Regions from separate parts of the Homo sapiens genome. Here region 1 is linked to region 2. A link is an interaction called in ENCODE POLR2A ChIA-PET data of the cell type or tissue named here. Cell type or tissue: HepG2. All regions are shown on one strand.

Evidence for each region. ChIA-PET counts read pairs that join two places held together with the same protein. Peaks named below come from ENCODE experiments on the same cell type or tissue, not always from the same donor. Only the 100,000 strongest peaks of a DNase experiment are listed, where the experiment ranks them.
Region 1: POLR2A ChIA-PET joins it to region 2 with 6 read pairs; 2 of 35 experiments call an interaction of 5 or more read pairs at or near these places.

What each region holds. Positions count from the first base shown.
Region 1 is chr5:169,216,061-169,224,060 of GRCh38, reverse strand. The region is part of intron 3 of SLIT3 (slit guidance ligand 3); the gene reads left to right. Among named protein-coding and RNA genes, the nearest start is that of MIR585, 44 kb to the left of the region's middle. In HepG2, no CTCF peak of the experiment used is centred here; a DNase peak (open chromatin) is centred at 4,970.
Region 2 is chr5:169,137,905-169,145,904 of GRCh38, reverse strand. All of the region lies in intron 4 of SLIT3 (slit guidance ligand 3), which reads left to right. Among named protein-coding and RNA genes, the nearest start is that of MIR585, 120 kb to the left of the region's middle. RefSeq lists a silencer at 3,954-4,122. In HepG2, no CTCF peak of the experiment used is centred here; no DNase peak of the experiment used is centred here; H3K27me3 peaks cover 871 bases.

The DNA of each region.
Region 1 (8,000 bases), 78 kb before region 2:
AATGATCTTGCCATTTCCTAATCCGATGTATCTTCTTAAGACTACTTAGTAAAAGACGAGATATGATTACAATGTCAAAAGCCTGTTTCTTTTGTGTACCTTGTACACAGCCTCTAGAGGCAGAAACAAAGGTGAAGGACCCATTTATCAGCCCTCCCCATTGCCTGCAGCCTCCTCCTTTCCCTCCATGATATTCCTGCAGATGGTCCGGAAGACAGATTCACAGGCATTTCTACAGAAACAGATCTCTGAGTCAGCCCTTGGAAAAAAAAAGCAATCTCTTTGCTGGTTTTGTTTTTCTTGGTTGATTTATTTGACAAGGACCCATTTTGTACATCATTTTTGGAATTTCAAAATCTTTTTTATCTCCAAAGGTCTCTCCTAAAAAGCTCAAGGAGAAATAAAAGACAGGCTATGTATATGACTCCAGTGTGATGCTTACTGAAGCCTGAGCCCTGCCTTTGCACTTGGTTTTCTGACCCTCAGATCACCCAGGTTGCAGTATAGAGGCCTGAACAGAGCTAAATCCCATCAGGTAGGAGTCCTGATTTGCACTAATCCCTAACTGCACGTCTCTATCACTTTTGTTTGACTTGGCAGGACACCTACGCTGCTAAACGCCATAGAGGAAGAGCACATGAATTATTCACTTTCTAACAGAGGTTCCTTGGTGAGATTAGGTGTTAGAACCAGCCAGCAAAAGGAAAGGTCCCCAACTCTGGCTGGCTGCAGACTGCAGATTCAGTCACTCGTTCTTTACCTAGAGGTCATAGCATCCCCACTCCAAGGCTTTCTGCAGAGATGCTAGGCTGGTGTTCCTGGGATCTTGGTTTTGGCAACAAGTCATTTACAGAGGTATTTCTCATCCCGGCACATGGTATGTCAGATGCTATCAAAACAGGCACTGAGCTTCCCTGGGAATTCTCTCTGGTTTAACATGTGTTTCAGCTGTGGGAAAAGCACAGGAAAAAAAAATCCGGACTGAATTTACAGTTGCCTTTAATAACCCATGCAGCTAAATTTATTAGGTCACAGTGCCCCTTTGAACTGTGGCATGGAATTTTCCATGTAGCGTCTAGTTTCTCCGGTGAGAAGCAGACCTTCCCATTCGGTTTTGGCCATCTGTCTCCTTGTTGAGTGAACTCCCATGTCTCAGCCATTTTGGTTAACAACCAACTTTGGTCAACGGTGGGCTGGGGAGATTTCACCATGGCTCCTGGTGCTTCTCTCTGGGTGACAATGGCTGAAGTGCTAACCTGCATTCATGTAATGGCTCTGCATATACCAACACTGCATGAAAGGACTGGATCTGGAGACATTCTTCCTAAAGCAAAAATTCTGCATTATGTTTTGCAAGCTAAGCTTTCCTGAGTGCTTTGTTGTTTTACTAAGAGTAAGTTACGGCATAGCTTGTCAGTTTTCTTAGACCCTTCTACTTGAACCAAAAACTGAGGTGTTTTTTTCAGTAGCTTCCAAGTCTCAAGGCCTAGAAATCAAGGAAATAATTTGCTTAGATTAGATCCTGAACTATCTTTTTTTTCTTTCATCACAATCCTGACAAGTAATTGTCACCTGAGATCTAATCAATAATCACCAAATTGATATTGAGCATGTACTGTGTGTACGATTCTTTACTAGCAATGGTGGGAAATATAAAGACACAATGGAGTCTATTGACTTCTGAGTCATTATTTTCCTTCTACGTGCCCCAAGGTGTAGCCAGCATAGTATTTTCATGGATTTTTTTGGTGATGTATGTTAGATACACAGCTTTTCAAATGCATGACCCTACAGATACTTTTGCTTAGGACAAAGATATAGCAGACATTTAAGTAAAAATGAAACAGGAATTAATTCACAGAAATATATTAAATCATACAGATAATACATAGAAAGAATAACAAGGTAGTATGTGAATGATTAAAAATCTCAAAAGCCGCCATCCTAGGTGTACTTCAACACACATCCCCAAGGACCCAAGTCAGTTTATTATTCAAGGAGGTAAGCCAAGGGCTTTTGAGTATTTGACAACACCTGGTCATTAACTTGCATGGCTCAACCACACAGCCAAGCCATAATGGACTTTTAATGAAATTGTTGTCCTGTACATCCTATGTATTTCCCGGTGTCATTAAGATGTAAAGCAATCTCTGTACATCCTATGTATTTCCCAGTATCATTAAGATGTAAAGCAATCTCTGCAACCTTGACTGTCTGGATGAGGCAGAGACATAGTGGGAAGAAAGGAGCTTCTCAGTGAAGTGTGCACATCCCACTCTGTGCATTGGCATTGGAAGAGGGATACCAAGACGTGATGAAAGGCAGACACAGCACTAGGAACTGATGGCTGGCGGGGGAGTCAGAGGAGGAACGGAGGGCGAAGGATGTCTGAAGGCAAGTCACACACCACACATCACCTGAGAGGAGCTGGGGTAGTGACCACCCACCCTTGCAACAGAAGCAGTGAATAAATCCCACCCTGCGCCCCTGGGGGAGCCTAACACCCATTCAGATGTGTAATACTGTTGAGTGCACTGAGTAGACTAACATTGTCTTGGCATCTCTCTGGTGACTAATCTGTGGGCTCCCTGATTTGGTTCTGAGTTAAGTGGTCTTTATGTTCTAATTCTGGTAGCCCTCAACACTGATACATCATGTCCACGATTCTGCCCAGTGTATTGACACTCACATAATGACAGCCTGTTGAATGGGAAGAAACAGTGCATAAACAAAAGAGCCGGAGCCAGAGAGAAAGCACGAATTTTCTGAGCCATATTTGCTCTAATGGAATCATGAGATTTTCTTCTGTTGGTGTGAGCCAGGATTTCAAACCTCAAGTAGATTTGCTCTTGCACTTTGAGCTCTAAAAGAGCTTAAGTTTGATTATACAAAGAAATCAGAAACTAGCACAAAGGCAAAATTGCCTGATAGAGAAAATGGGTTCTGGAATCCTGAGCCCTCACAATGACTGCAGTGGGACCCTATGGGTTAGGGATCTCAGGGGTGTCCCACCCTAAGAAAAAGCCTGAGGGCACATCATGGGGCAAAGCACTTTGTCTCGAGAAACCAGATCAGTTGATTAATACAAAGAGTGAGAGCTGGAAATGGGAGCCAAGTGAAGGGTCAGATGCCAGAAGGGGCTGGTACAGAAGGGAGAAGTTGGGGGGTAGTAGGATTGTATAGATCGAGTGACCTGAAGGACACTGTCCCATGTTGGCTGACACCTGCACCAAGCTTTGGGAGTAGGGTTGGTTTGATGAGCCAGTTTGGAGCAGGCATGTGAGATGACCATATTTCTCTCAGCAAGTTCATGTATTTTTATTGTTACTATTGACTACTTTTGAAATTGAAAGTAGAAGTACATATTCATGGTGCAAAACTCTCAAGGATTAGAAGATAATATAAAAGATAAATATTCCTGCCTTACCCAATTTCTGGTTCCCCTTTCCAAATGTAGCTATTGTCGTCTGTCTTTTATATGCTTCCAGAAATTACTCTTATACAAACTTATGAGAGAGAATATATATGTGTGTGATCTCATATACCAATCAGAGCCAGCCTTATCCATAGTTGGAGAAGAGAATCATTTATTTGGTGTGATTAAAGAAACTCAGGAGGTCCCCTAGCCAAAAAAATACACATCCCCAAGGCCTACTGTAGATTGAATATTTTTCAACCATTTGAGAATTTTCCTTACATTGATTTTTTTAAAACCTAAAAATTTAAGCTTTTTTTTTTTTTTCCATTTGGCTAGGATCCATCTTCCAGTTTGTGAGGAAGAGGGCCTGTTTGCAAGTGAGTTGATTTTAGTATCTTCTCTCTGCCTGAGGATCCCCGCCATGGGACCAGTGGCTATACAGGGCACTGTGGTGTCCAGAGCAATGTGGGGTACCAAGGACAGGGCAGGAGGTGAATGGGAAAGCCATGAGTCAGGTGGCTTGCAAGAATGAGAGTGGTGCTGGGTCTAAAGAGGGGAGCCAGGAGACACTGCTGGAGAACTGGGGGCTGGGACAGGATCCCCATCATTGGGATTGGTCACCTCGTGTGTGAGTGAGCAGACGTGAGCTGAAGACACCGGCATGTAGCAGCGAATCACGGTATCCATGTCTGATTCTGCATCTGTGTCTCACACATAGAATGTCAAGTCTTGCCCACTGGAGACTTTTCGAGATCTCAAAAGGCTTTGAGAGCAATGAAGGAAAAGCCACTCAAGGAACACTCAGCTATGATCATGTTCCTTTGTTGACAGATGCCTGTCTTTATACTTGGGTGATAAACTGCTTCTGCGATTTCATCTTTTGAATTTCCATGTGGCTCTATCTCAGGATAGGAATAGACACCCCGGAATGTGTCACCACTGGCTTCTAGCTGAGGCTGAGTAAGATGAGAAGCCCTCCCTTGGGCAGGGTCATGCATCTGTGGGTCGTGGGGTGAGCCCCTTGCTGCATTCCTCAGCAGGGCCCACCCCTGCCACCTCTGCACAGCTCAGATAGCTCCCCACCCAAACAGGATGGACAGATAGCAGGTAGGTGTTGGTTGATGAAGGCACAGATAAGGTGAGAGGTGCATTCTGCACCTGACAGAAGTCCTGTTTCAGCCACTTACCAGTAGTGTGATGAGTTGTATGACACGTAACTTCAGTTTTCCGAGCTTCAGTTTTATTGTCTGTAAAGCGAGATTAATAATGGTCTGCACCTTCTAGGCATGTTGGGGGATTAAATTAATTAAAACCTACAATGTACTTATAGCACTGGCAGAATGCATTCGAGGAAGGTTAGGAGTTGCTGCTGTTACACTGGAACCTTATTCTGCCTGTCAGCAGAGGCTGTGGTCTGTGCTGGAGGTGGGACAGTCGTCTCCTGTGGTCTTTTTTCTTCTGATAATAAACCACCCCTGGGCAGGGCTGGAGCTGCTTCATGTGTGCCTCTGTCCTGGGGGAATGTGTCCTAAGGCGGCAGCGCTGGTGTGTTTGCTGATCTAATCAGGAGAGAGATTCAGGGTCCATTCTGTTGTTTACATTGGCTCTGGACCTAATCTTGTCTGTCTTGAACTGTAAGTCTAAGAGGATGGGCCAGATCTGATCTGGTTCACATACTGTTGCAGGATTGGAGCCTCCCAACATTTCAGTGATAAATCATTGCAGCTGGAGACCGTGGCTGGGTTGGTGGCAACCTCATCTTAATGTTACCAGTTGTATCCCTTTTTAAACATCTCATTACCTAAAGAGTACTCAGTTGGACCAGCATTCTGCATTCTGCCTTGAACACTGAGTTTTTAACAACCATGGGTAGCATGAATTCAGCAATTACCAGCTGCAAGCTCTGTGTTAACCACATCTATACGCATGATCTTAAGTAAGACTCAGAACTACCCAGTGAGTTAGCTCTGTAAGTCTCCCCCTTTGCCTAGATGAAGAAATGGAGTTTTAGGGGTGTTAAATCACTCGCCTAAGGTCACAGAGCTAGTGAGTGCAGAACCAGAGTTTAGGCAATCTAGCTGCAGAGCTCTAAACTCTCAATCCCTTAATGTTCCCGCCAGTCACCTGGAGATGTGGTTGTGATTGACAGGCAGAGTCAGAATCAGCAGATCTGGGGCATGGCCTGAGGTGCTGAGTTTCTCACAGACTCCTAGAAGATGCTGATGCTGCTGGTCTCTGGCCCATGTTTTGAGTCACAAGGCTCTCAACTAGGCAGCCACATAGCCTTGGCTGGCTTTGTTATCTAGTTTGTTTTGCTGGGTCTAAGGTGTGATATCATGCACAATTGCCTGGCAGCCATCCACTTACCAATTCATGGCGAAGGTGATATCTTGTGGCTTTCCTGAGATAATGATGATTAAGCAAAGATCTGAAGTGACTCAAAAGAATATGGGGACATTTGAAGGACATACAGTAAGCATGCAGCTGGTACAAACAGTCCTTGGTAGAAAGGAGCATGGCCTATGAAAATATCTTCAAGGAAGTCCAAAAGCAGACACCTTCTTCTTTCTTCACTACTCGGAGACCTCCAAAGCATTTTGCAACATGCTCTGCCCATGTTAGGCACTGAATTAAATTTCAAGTTTGGGTGTGAGACGAAAAGGTCTCGCTTTCTGTGAAAGGTCTTGCTTTCTGTGCAACCTCACCCATTTCTTCCTCAGAAATGTCTTAGCTGGACAGCCGGGAAACAGCAGCTGCCATTCCATCTCTGTTCTGTGTGTTTCAGCCAGTGAGGAATATTGTCTTTTTGTCTCAATGATCCTTTTTTACCACATGGTTAATGACCTCCCACCTCTCGGAATTGTGGGTATACTTTGGAAGAGATGTGGCCATAGGTAGGGGTTAGAATCACAGAGCGGCCTGTGTGTTGTATTCATATGCTCATTGATTCAGCAATTACTGGTTCGTTGCCTACTGCAGCAGACACTGGTGTTGAGCGTGCAGTAAAGAACCCAGGAGATAAATGCCCCTGACTTCCAGGAACTTGTGTTGTACCAAGGGCCCCCAGGAACCCCAGGCTGGATCAGGGCCACTAGCTCTTCATTAGACCTGTAGAGTGTTTGTGGCAATGGTGTCATGTTCTCCTGGATTACTACAACATTCAAATATGCTCCCCAAACCCAGTCATCCAACACTGGGGTCCCAATCCCTCAGCCACAAAGTCGAGCCCTGGGATTGCCACGTACTTCAGCTGTGAGCTCCTGGGACCTAGGCATAATTTGCTCTATATTTTCCCCAGGAACTCTGCCCTGCTTACAAGTGGAGAGTGTGTGAATTCTTGAGAGAGTCATTGTCTTTTAATAAGAAGAAAGAAAGAATTCCTTGTTTACACCCTGCTTGCTGTCTTCACACCAATTTATTCACACCCTTGGCTCACAAAAGAACTTAAAGTTTAGCTCCCCAAGGCTGGGGGAAGGGTAGAAAGTCTAAGTTTTTTTTTTTTTTTTTTTTTTAACCTACTCAAGGTCTTGTCCAAACGAGTTGTCACCGAAAAATGAAAGCCAGATGTTATTTTAGTGAGGAATAAATATGTGGCCAAGCTGTGGATTGAACCTGAGGTCTCCCCGGATGGTTTCCATGTGTGTTGGTAGCTGGACTCCCAGGTATCAGTGGCTCACATTCTTTCTCTTGTCTTTTAACTGAAGTACGGCACACACAGATGGCTAATGAGCAATTAACATCCGAGCCACGCATCTCCCCGTAGCAATACCTATCGGCTCATAAGTCGGTTTCAAACCAGCACTGCTGCGGGCTGCTGAATTTGGGATGACAGACATATAAAGACCCACATCCGGAAAAGAGAGAAAAGACAAACTCAGGCTGAAAGTGCTGCCTCCAGCTTCTCAATGAGTTATTTGCTTTTGTTGGGAGCCCTCACATCCTCACAGGTAGCATACCTCAGATAACCATCGAGGAATTACAGATGAAATCAGGGCTCAGGGCAAAGAGTGGCCCTTTGGGGTTTAACATTACAGCACGTTCTTCCCCAAGTCTGATTCAATGGTGAGCTTTTCAGCCAAAGAAAGTGTTTTCGGTAATTGGCCAAATCTCTATAGGAAGACTGCTGAACTTGCTACTGTTTCTATCAGAGCCTTTCTCATCTCTTGGATTTTTCTCACACTTTTCAAGTTCTAGATATAATCCATTGTGCATTAATCTTTGAAACGTGTCAGGTGGGTATTAGAACTTCCTTGGAGGCCAGAAAAATGGTGAGAGAAGGGAAAAGGGACGGAATGGAGCTCAAAGGGTCACTGGGGCCCAGAGCAGAGATGAATCCATTGGACACAGGAAAGCAGTGTCAGACCTGGAGATGGTGGATAAGGGAATTAGAGAGTTAGGTGAGCAGGTGATCTGCACTAGCCACCTGACCCCTGGCTGGTGGCACAGTGTGTGAGCTGATCAGGGCAGGTGGGAGGCATGGATTCAGGCCAGTCATGACAACTTTGGCAGAAGGAGGCCAACCCAGGGGCTGGATTCCAGGCACTGAGTGAGGGTCTCTAGGAAAAGAGGAATTGGCCAAGGG
Region 2 (8,000 bases):
GGCTAATTTTTGTATTTTTAGTAGAGATGGGGTTTCACCATGTTGGCCAGGCTGGCCTCGAGCTCCTGACCTCAGGCAATCTGTCCGCCTTGGCCTCCCAAAGTGCTGGGTTTATGGGTGTGAGCCACTGTGCCTGGCCAGTGTGTGTTAGCTGTTATTGTTGTTGTTGATATGTTATCATCTTCAGCTTTGAGACTTGAGCATTATTCCAGAGCCCAGAAGCTGGCAGGAATAGGTTATTACTCTGCATGTATGAGTATGCAGTTTTATCCATACAGAGCATCCCTCTCTGTTTCTTAGCCATCTGAGGTCATTAGCTCTGTTAACGGGTGACAAGGAGCCCAATGTATGTGGCTGGGCCCCTTAGCTATAAAGAAGTTAATTGTAGCTGATTTACTAGAAGGCTAATAACATAGGTGTGCTTCCTTTTACATGGAGAGCCTCATTAAGTGGAGGTCTGTGGGCTTTGCCTGCAGCTTTGGGCATCTCTAGCATCTGCACATGTATACCTTAGAAGCAACATTGACCTGGGAAGAAACTGACACGCCCTGCAATGTCTCTACCGGAAAGGCCCCTGTCCTCAGCAGACCTAGTGGGCATCGAGCAATAATAAATTGTGTTTCCTCTGTAGTCCAGGAGACAGGAAGCTCCAAATTGGACTCTAATTAACTCTGAAGAAACAATGGGTTTCTCCAGAGCCCGGCAATTCTGGTCAGGTCTAAGGAGGTGTCACGCAGCCTTGGAAAATAATTACAACCATAATGACGATGCCTCCAAAGTCGGGCTTCTGATGATGCACCTTGAACAAATGTGTGTTTCTCCTTCCTCACAAGGTTCGCTGCCCTTAATTGCTACCCTCCTTCATTAAGGGGCAATTAATTTTGTGCCTTGGTTTAAAACGGCGGTAATTATAAGGTGAAGACAAAAAGCCCATGGTTAAACATAATCAGGCTGGATGTAAAAGGTGCTCCCTGGCAGATTAAGGAAGGTGGGAGGGAAGGAGCATGCATCGTCCCAGGCAGGCAACATTTTCCGTCTTGCTACTTCTTTTCTCAATTCGTAACTGCTGTTGCAGGGTAGGGCTTAGGACAAAGCCCGTCTTTTTCTGCCCAGGTTGCAGGACTTTGCGTCTTGCGGGTCTTGGGTTTTGAGGTCTTGGCCATTGGGCATTCTCCTGCCATAGAAGTCAGCCCGAAGGCCTGGACTGAGCTCAGTGGCCCAGGGCCTTGGGTGGTGGACATGGCTTCCCAAAGAGACCAGACCCTTCCTGAGGATTCACATGTTAGGGGCACTTTTTATTTCAGTGTCATTCTAAACACACCTTCCATCATTCACTTACTTGTCAAACATTTATTGAGAGCATCTAGACGCTGTGCTAGATACTTGGGATGAAATGGTGAGGATGACAAGCATGTTCCATGCCTTTAAGAGTTTATACTCAGGTGGGAGAGCCGGATGTTAATGAAGCAATAACCCAAATAAATAATTAGAAGCAGTGAAACATTTGCAAAAGGAAAAGTACAGAGACTATGGGAACGTAAAGCAGGGGCCATGACAGTAATGAGGAAAGATGGCCCCGACAAAGGGACTTGGGGGCCGAGATCGGGAGTGGAACTCAGCAAGGTAAACATGGGAGGGAAGGAGCATTCTGCTCCTAGGGAAGAACATGTACAAGGACCCCAAGACAGGAACGAGTGTGACCTTCAAAGAATGGAAAATAAAGGGCACAGAGCTGGGCGAGGTGAGTGTCACAAGACAATGGGAAGAAGCAGAGATACCATAATGGCCCTCATTTTTCCCATCCATAAAATAAAAATGGTATTCCCTTGTCTCATCTACACCATGGAGATTCTACTATGCACCTTGCTTTTCTCTTACAGTGGAGAGTCAAAGCTGGAATCATAGTCCTTAACTCACACTACTTACTGTTGGCAGCTGAGAGAATAGGACATTCTACTTTGATATTTCTGTATTTTCTCTCCACTTTTTGCCATGGAGCCATGTGACTCTGCCCATTGTGAGTGCTCTCTCACTTTCTCTCTCCCTGATATATATTAATGCATGCATCACACACACATGTGCATACATACTGTTTTTGTTGTTTTTTTTCGTTTTCTGGCTCTGTCACCCAGGCTGGAGTGCAATGGCACGATCTCGGCTCACTGCAGTTCCACCTCCCAGGTTCAAGTGATTCTCGGGCCTCAGCCTCCTGAGTAGATGGGATTACAGGCATGCACCACAATGCCCGACTAATTTTTTGTATTTTTTAGTAGAGACGGGTTTTCGCCATGTTGGCTGGGCTGGTCTTGAACTCCTGACCTCAGGTCATCCACCCACCTCGGCCTCCCGAAGTGCTGGGATTACAGGTATGAGCCACTGCACCCGGCCAATGCATACATACTATTTATGCAAACAAAGTTGAAATCATACTGCAGCAATGTAGTGTGAGGGTTAGGGCATCGACTTTGGTGTCAGATTGAGTTTATATCCTAGCTGTACTAACCTTTAGCCACATAACTTGATGATGGTATTTAACCTCTTTAAGAATCAGTTTCTACATCTTCAAAAGGAAGGTGAGACTGTCTATCTATTGGTGGTGTTTGGATTAAATGACATTCCATGGAATGCCCTTAGCAAACTGTAAATCCAGAATAAATAGTAACAACAATTACATTGTTATTACTGAATGGCATGGTACAGTATCTGGCACCTAGTAGGTGCTCAGTTAATGATGATATACTTGCTAAATGTTTCATAATCTGCTTTTCAGCTGAAGATAGTATTAATAAGGTTTATTTGGGTTAAAGTGGCAGAGACACAACTTACATTAAAAATAGGGACTTACTGGCTATTAGGATCCACCCTCCTTTCCTATCTGCTTCCTTTTGCATCTCAGCATCATTCTCCCTGGGGCAGATGGGCTCCCTTCACATAGCAAGAAAGGTGGCCTCTGGCAGCTCCAAAGATATATTCTTTTATTACTGACCAACCTGGAAAGAAACATTCTCTTCCAGCTCCAATTTGAACAATCTCCATCACAGATTATTGACTCAGCTTGGAGTACATGCCTATCACGTGGACCAATTACTGTGGCCAAGACCTGAGTTGGAGCTATTGACAGTCTCCACCTCATGGTTGGAGTGAGGAGTAGGTGTGGGGGTAGGAGCAGGTTTTCCCATAGAGGGTGGCAAAGTTTAGCAGAGACATGAACATTAGTGAAATCCCCCAGTTAGGGCTTATGTCCAGAGTGTAGCACAGGCTCACCCTATGGGTTCTGTTGACCCAGCTTGGCCAGCCATGCAAGTGCCAGGGGTGGCGCACCATAGTTTGACTTGGAACCTAGTCATTCCAGGAGTCCCAGTTTATACTCTCAGTCTTAGAGCTAATGAACTGCTTTGCTATTTCACTGTGTCTCTGGGCTGAATCCAGTGGGCAGTGACCCAACACCTGAGTGATTTGTGGGCCTGAAGGAAGACGAGAGAAGCTGATTATGGAGTCAGCAATTACTCTGCCCAAGTCCCTGCTTGGCAGGGCCTTATCTTTATTTATAGCTGGCTGAGCTACCCAGAGCCCTGTTTTTACCCTTGAGTGACTAGTGCACTGCAGTTTTAGTTCATAAAACACTGTTTGTTTATAATCCTTAACGGATTCTGTTTTATTAAAAGAGAAGGCTCCATCCAGAGTATAAATAAAGTTAACTGGTTAAGTTTTAGCTTCTATTCACAGTGAATGTGCAATGGATGGGAAATCACCGTGGAATTATGCACCCTCATGACCTGACTTTATTTATTTATTTATTTATTTATTTATTTATTTATTTATTTTTATTTTTATTTTTATTTTTATTTTTTTTTTGAGTAGGAGTCTCGCTCTGCCGCCCAGGCTGGAGTGCACTGGTGCGATCTTGGCTCACTGCAAGCTCTGCCTCCCAGGTTCACGCTATTCTCCTGCCTCAGCCTCCCGAGTAGCTGGGATTACAGGCATGCGCTACCACGCCCAGCTAATTTTTGTATTTTTAGTAGAGATGGGTTTTCACCATGTAGGTCAGGATGGTCTCGATCTCCTGACCTTGTGATCCATCTGCCTCGGCCTCTCAAAGTGCTGGGATTACAGGCATGAGCCACCGCTCTGGGCTGAGATGTTAACTTTTTTTTTTTTCTTTTTTTGAGACAGAGTCTCACTCTGCCACCCAGGCTGGAGTGCAATGGCGCGATCTCGGCTTACTGCAAGCTCCGCCTCCCGGGTTCAAGCCATTACCCTGCCTCAGCCTCCAGAGTAGCTGGGACTACAGGCACCCGCCACCACGCCTGGCTAATTTTTTGTATTTTTAGTAGACACAGGGTTTCACCGTGTTAGCCAGGATGGTCTCGATCTCCTGAACTCGTGATCTGCCCACCTTGGCCTCCCAAAGTACTGGGATTACAGGCATGAGCCACCACACCCAGCCTGACCTGACTTTATCAAAAAACAAAAAAAAAAACAAAACAAACAACAAAAAAAAATCTTACAGTCTCTGAGGTCTCAGGCCTGGACAAAACCTTTTCAAAGATGGGGAGGTGGCAAGGAAAGAGGCAGAATTAAGATCCTAAAATCAGCTTTGTTGCAGTGGATTTGCTTTAAGTTTCCTTTTGTTTTTGTTTATTTGTGGGGTGATGTCGTAGTCAGTATGTCTTTGTGTATAGTTCCATGATTTGGGGGTCATGTCGGGGTAGACCTAATTCTATTTCTATTCTATTTTGAGGGAGAAAGGATCCCCAAAGCAAAGGGAATAGTGAAATCTTCTTGGAACAGGTAGCATCGAGCTGAGTCTTGAAGGATAGGTCAGATTCTGATCAATATGGGAGCAAAAAGAAAGGAAAAAACGTAAGTTGAGTTTATCGCATTGTGAAAAGGAATTGTTTTGGATATGACAAGAGGATTAGTTTGCATAGGGCATGAAGATGACAAGATGGAGATTGGATTCAAGGGTAGGGTTCTACTGTAGGGTGATGGCCAGATTTAAAGAGTTTTATATTTAATTTAGAAGGCAGTGAGGAACCACTGAGGTTTTGAATGGGAGAGGGGTATGGTTGGTCTAAACTTTGGCCTGCATTATTCTTTTTTGAGAGAGGGTCTCTCACTCTGTGACCCACATTGGAATGCGACGGCGTGATCATGGCTCACTGCAGCCTAGACCTTCTGGACTCAAGAGATTCTCCCCTCAGCCTCCTGAGAGGTTGGGGCTACAGGCACACAGCCATGCCCAGCTACTTTTTTCTCTCTTTGTAGACACAGGGTCTCACTATGTAGTCCAGGCTGGTCTCAGACTCCTGGCCTCAAGTGATCCTCTGCCTCAGGCTCCCAAAGTTTAAGGATTACAGGTGGATGTGAGCCACCGTGCCTGACCGCCTGCGTCTTTTTTTTTTTTTTTTTTTTTTTTTTTTTGAGTTAGAGTTTCACTCTTGTTGCCCAGGCCAGAGTGCAATGGCGCAATCTCTGCTCACTGCAACCTCCGCCTCCCAGGTACAAGCAATTCTGCTGTCTCAGCCTCCGAGTAGCTGGGACTACAGGCACACACCACCATGCCTGGCTTTTTTTTTTTTTTTTTTTTTTTTTTGCATTTTTAGTAGAGGCGGGGTTTTACCATGTTGGCCAGGCTGGTCTCGAAATCCTGACCTCGTGATCTGCCCACTTTGGTCTCCCAAAGTGCTGGGATTACAGGCGTGAGCCACCGCACCTGGCCCCGGAGCTCTTTGTGAGCACACCTTCGCCCCATCTCCAGCTGCCTGTGCCACTTGCCCACCGTCAGGACTTTATTTTAGTATTCCCTGGACTCTTGCTCCCCAGTCAGCCTTGGTTCTAGGGCCCTGCAGAGATTCCTCCACCAGGAAGAAGGACCCATTTCTGGCTGTGATGAAGGCCTTGGAGAGGTGGCAGCAGGCCAGCCCGCCCCTCCCTACTGAGGCATGTTAGCTGCACTTACAGTGTCTGAGCTGCGGTTAATATATCAATATTTGCTCGCGAGGGTATCTGGCACAGAACAGGTTCCTGGGATGCTGGCAGATAGATTGCTTTCTCTTGTAGCATTCTTCAGCGGCATTCTGTTTTGGCAGGGATGGAAGGGGTTACTAGCTGCTGGCAAGAGTGGAAAAGGAGTCCCCATTCTTCCCAGAAGTGCCTCAGTCTCACAATTTGGCCCTGTATGATATTGTCAGCACCTCGTGTTCCCTCCATCACTAACTATTTCCTGGTGTATTTTGCTCATTGCAGTTTTTCTGGAATTCTGTTCCTTATACCCATGTTTTGTTTTGATTGCTCAACTAGGAGCCCCTGGGGGGGTGGGCTAGTGCTGGAAGGAGTAGAGCTTAGTAGCTGAGTGTGGGGCTGGGATCAGATGGCCTGGGATGAATCCTGCTGTTGCTGGCTAGCTGTGTAACCCAGGCATGCTCCCTGACCTCTTGATATTTCAGAGGTCTGAGAAACTAGGATGATGATGATGCTGGAAGAGCTGTAAGGATTAGATAACATCACACATAAAAAGTAGTTTGCAAAAACTTGATGCGTAGTAAATTCTCAATAAATATTCCATTTTGTTAATCACCATTCTTCTCATTCAATAAATAGTGCTTCTTGGATCCTTTGGCCTACCCTAAGTTTCTTGAGGACAAGGACCAAACCTTGTATTTTTCTGTAGTTCTGTTTCTAAGAGCACAGTGCTAGGTACACAAGAAAGTCTTCCTTCAACTTTAGGGCTTTGAGAAAACAATCTTACCCCCAAGGCTGGTGCTCATGGCACTGGGCAGTAGTACCCAGGGAGAAATCACCAGTGACAGAGGACTTGTCTCCAGTCTTGAGACATGCTGGTGAAAAGTGAGGGAAGGAACTGTGATCTCTTCAGGAAGCTGAGAAAAGAGGGTCTGGGCCTGGAGAAGGTCTCCAAGAAAGGCTGGAGCAGTGGGGCTGGATGTGGACATCAGTTGTCCACTGCCATCAGTCATGAGCAACCTCTTAGGATAGTCCTGGAGCTTTCAAGTGATCACTTTAAGACTTCGAACAATTTCCCCATGATAATATCACTTAGGGCATTTTCATTGCGAAGCACTTGCTTGACTCGCAAGTCAGAGATTGTGGGATACCCAGAATGTGTTGCTGGATATGCCATGCAAGTGTGCCATGCGTGGGGGCATGAGATAGCACGAGTGGAACCACAGAGGGGAGAACACGCAAGGCTCGCAGTGCCATCGGACAAGCTCTATCCCAGACGTCAGGACAGAGCAGTTGCAACGTGGGAACTTAACATGTGCCAGGCTCTGACATAAGCATTTTCTGGACATTATCTCATTTAATCTTCCCAGCAGTTCTATAAGGCAGTTGTCTTAGATCACTTTCCCAGAGGCAGAACCTGAACCAGGGATTCTTGTGCAAGGGATTTGTGTAGGAAGTGCTCTAGGGGGGAAGGGGTTAAAGAAATGGGGGCAGCAGGAGAAGACAGGGGAGGAAGCCAGGCAGATATGTGGCTGCAGGAAAAGTCTAGCCTTAGCCTGACACCACAGGAGGACCCATGCGAATGGCACCACAGATCTGTTCTCACTTGAGGCAAGGGGGCAGGGCTTCCGCTCTTTTCCGTCCACCAGTCATTGGCTGTAGGTCACATCGCCCAGGACAGGGTGGGGTATAAGTCCCATGCGTTTACGGGAGAGCTCCCATATTGCAAGGGCTATATTGAGCTGTTAGCAGCCAAACTTCACAGCAGCCAGGGTCAAATGCACCAACACAGAAAAGGGGAATTGGGTGGTGTACCAACAGCATCTGCTGCTATTGCCCCATTTTCCAGATGAGAAAACTGAGGCCTAGAGTGTTTATGTAATTGGCCCACAGATGTGCTGAGCCAGGATCCAAACCCAGGCATCTATCTTGATAGTTTTTGGTTTTGCATGACTCCCTTCTCTGTTAAATCACATGTCCCACTCAGGGGCCAGGTGAGATCTAGTAAATGAGAGAGAGGTGAGACAAGGGCCCAG